Linked DNA regions of Homo sapiens: region 1 is linked to region 2. A link is a contact called in ENCODE Hi-C or POLR2A ChIA-PET data. All regions are on one chromosome and are shown on one strand. Each heading gives the region's core, a stretch centred on a gene start or an enhancer-like site at or near the end of the contact. The rest is flanking DNA. Distances are from core to core; before and after follow the strand shown.

Region 1 (7,000 bases), core at 4,248-6,747, 140 kb before region 2:
AGGTCTTAACTCTAGATTTTACACCCAGCTCTGCCACTTCCTAGATAGCCAACATTGCACAAAATACTAACCTCTCTTAAATGTGTTTCCTTATATAGAAAATGGAAATTTTACCAATATTGCAGGACTGCTCTGATGACTAAATGAGAGCATTAGTAAGGTACCCAGAAAAGTACCTAGCACACAGTAGGCACTCAATAAATTATGTATGTATGCATTTTCTCTATATATTTATGTATCTCTAACATATTTTAAATAATGGAGGAGTTCGTGGTTTTGAGTAAATCTTACTATATGAGTACATTTTTCAAGGTCTTGATTTAGCACTATTGTATAAATCTGCATCTAGAAGCCTTAAGTGTAGGAGGATCAGAGGTGGGGCTCTCAGAAAGAAGAAAGGGCACTTTTTACTGGCTTTCCTTATGCCAGCTTCATACTGAAGCTTTCCATTGCAGCTTCAGCCAGAAAAATGCTTTATTAGATTTAGACAAGATTCCTTTCGAAGAAGAAGATTCATAGTTAAAATTTGTAACTTACTATGTTAAGAAATTCAAGAATGGTTAAATGGTTTAAACGTATGCTCAAGTCTGCAAAAAAGTTATATTTATTACAGGTAAATTGCCTTGTGAAGTAGATTGCTAGGACAATTGGTCACTTAAAACGGAAAGGTAATTACTTATATTTGTAAACAGGAAAACATGTTATACTAAAATTGAATGCTGCAAAGTGAGTCCTATACAAACCATATTAATGAATTTGCTGCTGGGATAGTCCGCATTCCACAAGCTACAAAATTGATACCTCAGTACTATTTAATAGAAATTAAAGATAGAGCTGTTTAGAAGTAGCTTTGACTTAACTTTACTCTTGATTTTCAAAAGTGAAGGAAGGATCAAAGCTAAAACTCTGTGAAGTTTCCACAGAACATAATTAAAATTCAAGAGTGCACAACAGAAAATCCAAGGTAATATCCAATCTTCACAGTGGTTTATTTTGAAGACTAGCTTTACACTGAAATTGTACAAACATTTGTCAACTTAGTAAAAAATAACTGCAAAATTGTATGTCTAATTTAGCAAAAACAAAAAATCCTGGTAAAATAGAGAATACACAGATAGTGTGTTTGCACAGGAATAAAATTAATTATAAGAATCCCTCCATAGACACTGCAGTTGGAAAAGGAATTTCTGTGGCCCTTAGGCTCTCAAGAGTCCTACTCTATGTACAGATGGTCCCCAACGTATGATGGTCCAACTTAACAATTTTTCAACTTTACATTGGTGCGAAACTGGTATGCATTCAGTTAGAAACCATATTTCAAGTACCCATGCAATCAATCTGTTTTTCATTTTCAGTACAGTATCCAAGAAAATTACATGAGATATCCTTTATTGTAAAATAGGCTTTATGCTATCTTGTCCAACTGTATGCTAATCTAAGTGTTCTGAGCACCTTTAAGTTAGGCCAGGCTAAGCTACATTTGGTAGGTTAGGTGTATTAAATGCATTTTCAAAATAAGGTATTATCAACTTACAGTGGGCTTTTCAGGACTTAACCCACGGTAAGTCAAGGAGCACCTGTACTTTCTTCTAGGTGACAACTTCTTTTACTAAAAGTGGCACTCTTATCTGCTAAAATAGTCTCTGTCTAGTATTCTATGCATGTTTCCTCAAATTATCTCATTTTTAATCAATTAAAAATATTTTGGCCAGGTGCGGTGGCTCACACCTGTAATCCCAGCACTTTGGGCGGCCGAGGTGGGCGGATTACCTGAGGTCAGGAGTTCGAGACCAGCCCGACCGACATGGAGAAACCCCGTCTCTACTAAAAATACAAGATTAGTTGGGTGTAGTGTCGCATGCCTGTAATCCCAGCTACTCGGGAACCTGAGGCAGGAGAATTGCTTGTACCCGGGAGGCGGATGTTGCGGTGAGCCGAGATCGCACCATTGCGCTCCAGCCTGGGAAACAAGAACGAAACTCTGTCTCAGGAAAAAAAAAAAAAAAAAAATTAAATTTGAAGAACTAGCTCCTTCAATGACAGTGTTTCCATCCACTTTACGGATGGAGACCTAGGAAGACGGGCAGTAAAATCAAAGAAGCTGGAAATATTTGACCTTATACACAATACTCAGGAAGATTTATTACATGGTGGGACTATTCCAGTTGAGGCCTAATCAGCTCTGGCTTGGACAATTGCAGCTGATTCCTGTCTGTGCATATTTGGGTGTCTCTGGCCTCTGGACTTGATGAAATGTGAAATTTCGTAACTTTTAAAGTAACTACAAAATCCAACTAAATAAGAGAAATCACAACAGACACCAAAGCAAACAGTAATTGGTTTAAAAAAATGCCTGGGAAACAGGCCAGTGGGATTGTGAAACGTAAACTTCTTTATATAAATGCATTTCAACTGTTAAGAAAGGGTTTTGAAAAGAACTAAAAAAGAAAACTGGCTGGGCGCAGTGGCTCACGTCTGTAATCCCAGCACTTTGGGAGGCCGAGGCGGTCAGATCACAAGGTCAGGTGATCAAGACCATCCTGGCCAACATGGTGAAACCCCCCTTTACTAAAAATACAAAAATTAGCTGGGTGTAGTGGCGCATGCCTGTAATCCCAGCTACTCGGGAGGCTGAGGCAGGACAATTGCTTGAACCATGGAGTTGGAGGTTGCAGAGAGTGGAGATTGCACGACTGCACTCCAGCCTGGTGAAGGAGCAAGACTCCATACCAAAAAAAAAAAAAAAAAAAAAAAAAGAAAATTTCCAACCTAACATTAAAATATAAACTCTCTCATACTATTGGTTACATTAAAACGACAGAAGTGTCCTCAAGTTGATTAGAGATTGCATTTTCTCATTTTCCAGTATCAATATGTGAGACACTTAGTTTTCATTATGAAAACGAATTATGAGAGTTTTGTTTTTGAGGCATTTCATTCAAAGCACGTATCAACAACCATTTGTTAAGCACTGATTATGATTTTAAAGGCACCTTAAAACTATTATTTATAATCAAATAACAGCAAATTGTATTGACGGCTTATACATTCCACACTCCCCTCTAGGTACTTAACATGTACTGTGAACTTATTTAATGCTGACAACAACCATTAAAATTAATGGATTATTTAATCCTTATTTATTTTCAGATGATATAAATGGAGGCAGAGCAAAACTAAATTATTTGCCCAGATTTTCCCAGTTAATAAGAAATTGAGCCAGGATTTGAAGCCAGACGGGGTGCCAGAGCCTAGGATTTTCACCATCACTTTCTACTTCCAACATAACACACTAAGCAATGATGATGCTACCATCTGTAATAATGATTACAGTATCAACTAAATTCATTTACATAAGGTGGTTCTGCAAACGGCAAATGATGTAAAAAATGGTAACTGTGCTCTTAAGTAGCTTCACATCTAAGGAGTAAAAAATAGCTCTGATGAAAGACATTAATAAGTATCTCCTTTTTTAAATCTGAAAAACTATTATGGCTCAGAGGAACTCAAGGGCAGAGTGGGGATAGGCGAAACACTACTTACACATTTTCTGGAAATAAGGTAGCATCTTTGGGGTCCTCTGACAGACATGGAGTCAGAAGCTCTAGGTTTAAAACCTTCATCTGGTCTTGCTCAAGTTAATTAACCTCTTTAAGCCTTTTTTGATCTCTAGTTACTGTCAGTATTCAATGAGAACATATGGATTTTAATCAGTACTTTTTCAGTAACAAACTGAATTCGATTAAACTAGATTAGGCATAAAAAAGTAGACTTTTAGAAGGTTACTGAAATGAAGAGAATTTTAGAAACCACAAGCGCCTTAGGGACTTTAAGAATGGCAACTGGGACAATGATTGGCTCACTCGTCCAATGCTGGAGGACTCGGATTGGTCAGGTCTAAGCCTAGAGACGGAGAAGTAAGAAATGCGATTGGCAGCTCTATCAGAATCATGTAGTTCCCAGAAGGGCACCCTGAAGAACAGATGCCAGAGGAGTCTAAAAGAGGTATCACAAACAAATTTAAAAGTGCCAAATTTAAAAGTGCCAATACATTTTACACACCATTTTAAAAGTGCTAATAAAAATAACATTGACAGACACAAATGAACACTTCCCACATTGTAGGCACTGCTCTAAGCATATCACATGTAGTAAGTAATACAGTACTTGGAGGAAAGCCCAGGTTATGCACAGGACACTATTTGGATACAGTGTAGAAAGGAACAGGCCTCAGGTGATGAAGAGCATTAAATGGCAGGCTAACTTATACTTAATTTTATTGACAAATCAGAGCCAATGCAGATCAAGGAATAGAAGGTGATAGGGCCACAGTTCTACATTAGGATAACTAACCTGGGTTTTTCGAGAAGAGAGAAATGGGAGGTGGGGAATTTAACTAATAATGCCATTTTAAGAGGAAGTTTAGCAAAGACTTGAATAGGTAGTAGTAGGAATAGAAAGGAAAACAAACAAAAAACAGATTTAAGGCTTTGTAGAACTGTCAGTAAATTGAAATGGAGATTAGGAATCAGAAGAGTTCCACCTAATGCATGCAGGGCTTAAAACTTAGATGACAGGTTGATAGGTGCAGCAAACCACCATGGCACATGTATACATATGTAACCAACCTGCATGTTCAGCACACGTATCCCAGAACTTAAACTAAAAAGTTCCCCATTGAAGGAATAAATGATGATGGTACTTAGTAAGGAAAAATGGCAAAGTCAGGGTGAGAACTGGTGTAAGGAGAGAATGATGATGAATTTAGTTTTGAATATAATGAGTTAAAAAGCAGGCAATGCATTCTCAGAAGGGGATATCAAGAAGGCAATTCCAAATGTGGCATCACATCTCATAGCTTGGAACAGGGAAAATCTGAGCTTCTGGAGTAGCTGAAATTGTAAAAAGAGCATAGAAAAAGAAGAAATGAAGAAACAACAGACTGATACTTAAATTCTAATCCAAAATGTACTTAGCCAATAGGTTTGTAAAATTTTAAAAATTTAAATTTATTAGGATTTATTAACACAATTACACAGAATAAAGTTCAGGATTTCATTAATGATGGTCACCAATATGTGCTTCTTTGTGGCTTTTTAACCCATAATTCTCATGATTCAAATTTATTCATATTATAGTTGAATTTCATACACAGCTTCACAATGTGGATATTACAGGTCCACCAGTAAAATTAATGAAAACATATCTTTCATGAAAGGCACATAAAGAATCTAAACTAACACATTTAAGGAACTTTGATAACTTTGAATTTCTTTACATTACAAAGAAGAAAATCCTCCAAATGAAACAGATATGAATATAGTTTATGGTTACACACACACACACACACACACACACACACACAAATATACTTCAACCCAGTGACAACACGTAACTTGGAAACTACTTACCAGCAACGTGTACTGAAAGACTAACCTTTTCCAAGATGAGTAAAAAAAGGAGGGTGGGGTGGGGAGTGCTGTTTACTTTGCTGAAACAAGGTCAGAGATGACACATCATGAATAATCAAAAGAAAATTATTCTATCAAAGCTCAGTATCTAGCTGATACATAACACTTATTTGAGCACACATATAATCACTGACTTATTAAACACTATTACTCATTTTCTAAGTGTAATCGTCCATTTCATTCTCAGAAATAATAGTATAATTGAAAAAGAAATGATATAATCTCAAGCAAGTGGAGAAATTTGAATTATCTAAGGGAAAAAAGTAATTTTAACATAGTGTGATAATTACATTTGAAATTAGTTATATGTATAAATTTAAATCTTGCATTATATCAGCAATAGAGTATTCAAAGATCCTTCTTGTTATCTTCCCAACAAGGAGCTATCATGTATGCTAGGTACAAGAGACTCCTCAAGGGAAATAAAAGCCTCACCAATCAATGTCTCAAAATTCATTATGTCCACAGGTTTTTTTTTTACCCACAAAAATGCTCTTAGGATCCCTCCAAACTTAGTTATAAACAAAAATGTAGTTATTTAAAGTGAATAAAAATTAAGATGACATCACCTTTGAGGCAATGCATTCATATCAGCCAAATATTAAAATTCAGAGTGAAAACAAGTGAATAAAAACTAAGTGTGTACAATAAGTCTAAGACAGTATATCCTCAGAAATCTGAAATTTTAGTTTTTCAAACCAAATCTAACGTGGAATCTAATGTAAAATTAAATTATTTTATTTTCTTAAAGTAGGAAAAATCAAAATGCATACAATGTTTAAATAGTTGATCCAAAGGCAGGTGTATTCATCTTAAGAACATTTCAATAAAACACATAAAATTTAAAGAACAAATCATGTTATTAAAATAGTCTGTGCAATGTTTGTACAAATAACATTTTTATTAATACAAGTATACATATAATCTAGATAAGGGCTGTAATGTTTCCTAATATTAATTACTGTACTTAAAAATTTACAGGACATGAACATAAATAAAGCTGTTTAAAACTGGCAAACGTAGTAATAGTCTGTCATTCAGTACAAGGTATATTTATGTTATTTCCAAAGCCATCACCCTAAAATCCTAAGTTGCCACTCTTAAAACCTAAAAATAATGTCGAAAACTAAAGTCATAAATACATGTATACATACATTTGCATATTTACACTTATGCAGAAATCATCAATATACTAGAGCCCAGCTTTAACACTGTCCTTCAGTTTCACACTGCAGGACCATCTGTCACATTTAAGAAAGGTCCTTCTGTTACTTTCAGTTAAAAAAACAAAACAGAACAACTTTGGTCAAGTCCCAGATGCATTTGCCTTATATTACATTCTGTGTTGCTGCAAGACTCTAGTCTACAGAGATCCATATATAAGTACTCATTTGGTTTGAAAATGCATTTTACCATGAACTGCAAAACTTAAAAGAGACCACAATCTTTTAGATTATTTTTTATGATGACATCTGTTACAGCATCAAAAACAAACTGCACATTCTTAGTATCTGTGGCACATGTGAAGT
Region 2 (6,330 bases), core at 1,598-4,097:
ACACATTTAAATGCCAATATTTTTGCTCATTGACAGCTGTAGAGACAGGGTTAGGGTTTGCTTTCTTTTATCTTTTAATAGATTGGGTCTCATTATGTTGCCCAGGCTGGTCTCAAACTCCTGAGCTCAAGCCATCTTCCCACCTCAGCATCCAGAGTAGCTGGGACTGCAGGCACACACCACATTTTTGAATGTAAAGAAAAATATGTGCTTCAGTGGAAAACTACAGATTGTTAGGCCCTACAGAATACCTCTTCAGGTTATCTGGTTCTGATTCTTTGGAAGCTATTTTACCACTGTGTTAAATGTAGATAACTGATAATAATGCAAAAAAAAATTATTGTCTACAGGCATATGAAATTTTTCCTTTCTGGAGAGAGGTTTAATTGACTGCAATTTTCCCTCCCCTACTTCTGGAAAAACAGTTTTGCACCCATCTGCACATTTACTTCAATATTCCTGATCTATAAATGCATCTGTTCATGAGTTCTTGTTTGAACCAGTTATAATATCTGCCTGTTTTTAAAGATTGAGTTAAATAGCAATGAACAACTGTTTATTTTTATATCTGTGTGAGCATCATGATTTTACCATTGTGTGAAAATTATCTGTTAACAAGGACAAGGAAAGATGTTTATTTTCCTTTAGACATAAGGGAGAGAAAAAGAGTAAGTTTATAAATTTGTGTTTTACCATGTTTGAAATTATATTTTGTAATAAAGATTGTATTATTGACTGAAACATATATAAAAATGTTGAGTAGTTTTCTCAAATCCATATTGCCTTTGGAGCCCTGTTGTAGTAAAAAAATTTATACTGTGGCTCATCTGTTAACTAAAATTCCAAAAGACTGTGCAAAAATTAACCATAGGTAGCATCTTACATTTTTTCTACAGAAAAAAATTTCCACAGTAACTAAGGAAAAAAAAAAGTGTGGCACAGATTTTGACAAAAGCTCTTTAAGTAAAATTTAAAATATTTTCAATAAAATATGATTAGTATATTTTAGTTCCAAATAAAATACGCTCCTTTTCTCATATAAACATTTTATGGATGGTGCAAGTGTGTGCGTGCCCATGTGTGCAGAGAGAGTGCGTGGGGAGACATTTTAAAAATCACTGCCTTTCAAAAACACATGCTTTAGCTTCTACGGTGTCTTTAATGAACACTTTTGAGATGGATTAAACATTTCCTTATGACTGTAATGCTGCAAATATGAAAAAGAAATGTTACAACTGGGTATGTCAGGGAGGGAAAAAAGTAGCAATAGGTGTTGCTATCAGAAATTTGTTTACCTGTGTACCTTGGAAAACGTTCAATGGCTGACTAAAATTTCTAAATATTGCTAAATATTTCTAGTAAATGTATGCTTTTAGCAGGCTACATCAATTAAGAGATCTGGAGGCATTGGTTGAGATAGTAAATATTGACAATAATCTACAGTGAGTTTTATCATTAACTATGCCACTAGGAGGACCCTCATCAAACTCTTTCATTCTCCCAAGATATGTCTATTAGTCAGTTGTCCAGAGAAACACAGCCAATAGGATATATCTCCTATATTCCATATATATATATCCTATATATTCCATATATATATGGAATTGACTCTTGCTATTATGGGGGCTAACAAGTCCCAAGATTTGCAGTTGGCAAGCTAGAGACCCAGGAGAGTTGATGGTGTAGTTCTTATTTGAAGGCTCCAGAAGAGCCGATGTTTCAGTTTGAGTCCAGAGGCCTCAACCCATATAATATAGCGTGCTTGGAACTTTTTATAAATCGAGTCAGTTAATTCTCATAATAATTCTATTTGGTAGGCTTTGTGATTCCCAGTTTAAGGATAAAAAAAATTGCTTAAGAACCATAGTTGCAATTGGTACCCTGGTTTGTTTCATTTCAGATGCACTATGTTCTTCCTACTTTACCACGACTCTCACAGTATCTATGGATTCTGCCTTCTCTATCATTGTCTTTCCCTTTTTCAAAACATCAAATATGAAAATCATGGACAAGCTAAGTATTTTAATGTGTATATTATTTTTTCTATGTTTCATAAACATTCAAAGTATTCTTTAATTTGGAATATTTAACATATGAATGTATGCTATCTTCAGATTTGTGTGTGGGGGGGAGTGTATGTGTGTGTGTGTATGTGTGTGTGTACATATGTGTATATATATCTGTATATATATACATTTTTTATAAACTCAGTTGTTGTGAATACTTTCTAGAATCTGGTCACCACTAGATTAACCAGTGAAATTAAGATTTTTTGACTTACAAAATTGAGGAACAGAACTTGTATCCATGGTGACTTCACGAATATGCCGACACCTGGCAAAGCTCACTGGGAAACATCTTGTCAGCCTCTTTCAGAAATGCATATGAAAAGAGAAACAGGATAATGAGAAATTCATTGAAAAGCAACTCATGAGTAATAGAAAATTTAAAAAGTACAACTGAACTCATATTTATATCCCATGTGCCAGTCACTGTGGAAGCAACGATGACAGAAATATGATCCTTGCCCTCAAAGAGCTAATATTTTTATAGGGAGAGATAACATATATATAAAAATCACAATGAACATTAAAAGTGATGGGCACTGTAAATAAAAACACAAGGCAAAAATGTTCTTCAGGGGAGAAATTTGAGTCAGGGCTTGAGTAAAGGTAATATTTCTGAGGGAACATGGGTAGGTGGGGCAGTGAGAAATAATGTGAATAAGTCCCCTGTGGTGGAGGTGAGTAATTGAGGGATGTCCCATGGGAGGGTTGCACCCCCCACTACCAGCCCTCCCACTGACTGGTAGGTTTAAGAGTTTGAAGTAATTTGACCTTCATATGGTTAATTCCAATAGATGAATTTTAGTTATTTTCTCCGATGTGTCAGCAGACATTGAGACTTAATCACTTCCTGCATTTAGAAAGGCTTCCTTCCTTTAGCTTCTTTGACTCTTCTGTCTCCGAAAATTATTATCTTCAACAGCTGCCCTCAAATTTACACGTCTATCACATGTCTCCTCCAAGCTCCATTTGTCTCCTCTAAGTGGTTCCATAGGCAGATAAAAGTTTTTCTACCTGAAACTGAAAGTAAACATGTTCTTTCTCCTCCTCCTCCATTGCAAGCCTGGAATCGCTCCAGTTCTTTTTCAAAGCAAATAGCATAATCATCTAACTAGTTGCTAAAATCAGCAATTCAAGAGTCATCCTTGATACCTCCCTCTCCCAGATAACACCAGATCCAGTGCATCCAAACTCGTGTCAATTTTACCTCCCAGCTATCTCTCAAATCCACCTCTTCTCTATCCCTCCCTCACTGTTCTTTAGCTAGGCTGGCTTATTTTGGTTTCTAGAATGTACTTTGCTTCTTTTTGCTTTGATGAATTTGCATATGCAGTGTTTATTATTTGGAATCTTCTATCCCAACCATCCCACCATTAAAAACCATTATTGTTTTCAGACCACAGCTCAAATACAACTTTCTTTCTTTTTTTTTTTTTTTTTTCTGAGATGGAGTTTCAGTCTCATTGCCCAGGCTGGAGTGCAATGGCTCTATCTGGGCTCACTGCAACCTCCGCCCCTGGGTTCAAGTGATTCTCCTGCCTCAGCCTCTCAAGTAGCTGGGATTACAGGCATGCGCCACCATGCCCAGCTAATTTTGTATTTTTGGTAGAGATGGTGTTTCTCCATGTTTGTCAGGCTGGTCTCGAACTCCCGACCTCAGCCTCAGCCTCCCAAAGTGCTGGGATTACAGGCGTGAGCCACCATGCCCAAATACAACTTTCTTGATGATGACTTTTTCATCCTCCAGATTAGAACTTTTCTCTTGGTTATATCTTCTCATAACTCCTGTAGTTCTCCTTTGCATCTGTATCGCAATTATACTTACAAGGTTAATTTTGTAATTATTTATCAAATTAGTTTATTAGTCACCACTAGGCTATAAATTACATGAGGGCGAGAACTGGCTGTCTTGTCCTAATGCGTAATATAAGTTAAATATATACTTGATGAATGAATGGCAGAATGAATAAACTAGAGGCAAGGAGGTTGGAAAAGAGGCAGTAATTTAGGCTTGTATTAATGCAGAAGTAGGTAGGCTGGAATAGATGGAAAAGTTTTGAGGTTAAAAATGCATAACACAAACTTAGCAACTACAGAATAGTTTTGAGGAATGGTTTAAGAAAATAAGATGTGTTTACTTTTTGGATGCAGGGATTTAGGCGAAGGGAGAATCAAGGAGGACTCCTAAGTTTCAAGGTTGGTTGTTCATTGACTGTTTAATGTGAGAAGTGCTCAGGGCTGAGACCAGAGGCCAGGGAATATCAACAGGAAGGGGTTGAGGGCAGCAGCAGAGGAGAACCGACACACACACACATACACACGTACACATATACATCTATTTTTTTAATCTACTCACCTATCTGTAGATCTAGTGCATGAGATAACACTGATATCTCCAATTCCTATCTAACACTACAGGATTAATTCTAGCTTTTTCCCTTTTCCTATTGGTACCTCTTTTCATTGACAGTAAGAAACCTAGCTCTCATTACACTTAATGTATTTACTAATTTTATCAATATTCTTGTATGTAACTAATGTCCTGTTACCGTCACCATTTTTTCTTACACAGATAACTTTCTTTTTCTACAAGGGATATGATACTTTTTAACAGGCAGATAGCTGCACGGACATCCTCCTGGCCCCTCTAAGGCTCTGACACCCTGAACCAGACAAAATTCCTGTGCAAAAGCCCTCCTCACTCTGCTTGGGTTTCCACATCCAACATCAGGCCACCTCCCAGCATAGATGTCCTCCTCACTCTGTAAGGGTTATGACACTCCATGCGAGTCTATTCACCTCCTGAACGTACGCCATATACACCCCACTGGGGTGTATGCACTAGGAGGGTGCAACCCCTCCCCATTCCAAAGTCTGCATAGCTCAGACTCACCAACAACTTTTGGGGAGGATCATAAGGCAAAGGCAAACTACATACTCATTGTAAATCCTCTTTTTAGAATATATCATTAACATTTCCTGTATCACTAACTGACCTTCCTCTACATGACATTTTGATATTCCATTTTCTTAATGCTCCTGTCTTTTATAGGATGTTCCTTTTTCTTTTATCATGGGAATTATTGAAGATATTTAAGTAGGTAAATTTGATTTTATGTAGATCACATAATCCATACATATTACATCTCATTTTTAGGAAGTTTCATTTCATTCCTTTAGGAATAGAAATGTACTTTATTTTATTTATTTATTTATTTATTTATTTATTTATGTATTATTTGAGATGGAGTCTCACTGTCACTCTGTAGCCCAGGCTGGAGTGCAGTGGCATGATCTCGGCTCACTGCAACCTCTGCCTCCCCGGTTCAAGCAATTCTCCTGCTTCAGCTTTCTGAGTGGCTGGGATTACAGGTGCACACCACCACGACTGGCTAATTTTTCTTTTTTTTGTATTTTTATTAGAGATGGGGTTTCACCATATTGCTCAGGCTAGTCTCCAACTTCTGACCTCATGATCCGCCCCCCCCCCCCTCGACCTCCCAAAGTGCTAGGATTACAGGCCTGAGCCACCGCGCCCGGCTGAGAAATGTACTTTAAGTGAAAATATTGTGGTTGGAGCTCCAGCTTTGCTGTATAATCTTCCCTACCCAGGACCGTGATTTCTCCTCTTAAAATAAGGGCATTTAATTCATTTTCTCATCAGGGACTTTGTGCTAGTCGCTACTTCTGCCTGTATCACCCTGCCCCAGGATGTAAAATTTGTTTCCTTTGGTTGTTCCGGCCTAAATTCTCTGAAGAATTAGCATCACATAGGTATTTTTCTTTACTTCTTTCCTGTTTGGTGTGCAGAAGTCTCAAATTATCTAGGAAAGTGTCACCCAGGCTGGAGTACAATGGCGTGATCATGGCTCACAGCAGCCTCCACCTCACAGGCTCAAGCGATCATCCCACTTCAGCCTCTGGAGTGGATGGGACTACAGGTGTGCGCCACCAGATCTGGCTAATTTTTTTTTTTCTTTTTTCTTTTTTGAGACAGGGTCTAACTCTGTCACCCAGGCTGGAGTGCAGTGGCACCATCTCAGCTCACTGCAACTCTTGCCTCCTAGGCGCAAGGAATCCTTCCACCTCAGCCCCTCTAGTAGCTGGGACTACAGGCAGACACCGCCAAACCCAGCAAACTTTTGTATTTTTGGTAGAGAAAGGGTTTTACCATGTTGCCCAGGCTAGTCTCAAACTCCTGGGCTCGAGCAATCCGTCCTCTCTAGCCTTCCAAAGTGCTGTGATTATAGTTGTGAGTCACTGC

The links. Hi-C counts contacts between places; a loop is a spot of excess contacts on that map. ChIA-PET counts read pairs that join two places held with the same protein, here RNA polymerase II (POLR2A). Pooled maps may share reads with other maps.
Region 1: a loop to region 2 is called in a pooled map, with 5 times the contacts of the local background. The contact joins two enhancer-like sites. A Hi-C loop is called at or near these places in 1 of 168 maps with a recorded cell type or tissue (IMR-90) and 4 of 50 pooled maps. POLR2A ChIA-PET finds 5 or more read pairs at or near these places in 2 of 52 experiments (AG04450 and WTC11).

What each region holds. Positions count from the first base shown.
Region 1 is chr7:80,217,393-80,224,392 of GRCh38, reverse strand. GNAI1 (G protein subunit alpha i1) reads right to left here. Exons shown (of 8, transcript NM_002069.6): 8 at 1-7,000. The coding sequence ends at 6,900. Among named protein-coding and RNA genes, the nearest start is that of GNAI1, 86 kb to the right of the region's middle. Within about 2 kb of position 5,497, at least 3 of the 41 ENCODE cell types and tissues checked have a DNase peak (open chromatin) inside an H3K27ac peak, as active enhancers do.
Region 2 is chr7:80,075,093-80,081,422 of GRCh38, reverse strand. No RefSeq gene overlaps it. Among named protein-coding and RNA genes, the nearest start is that of GNAI1, 57 kb to the left of the region's middle. Within about 2 kb of position 2,847, at least 2 of the 41 ENCODE cell types and tissues checked have a DNase peak (open chromatin) inside an H3K27ac peak, as active enhancers do.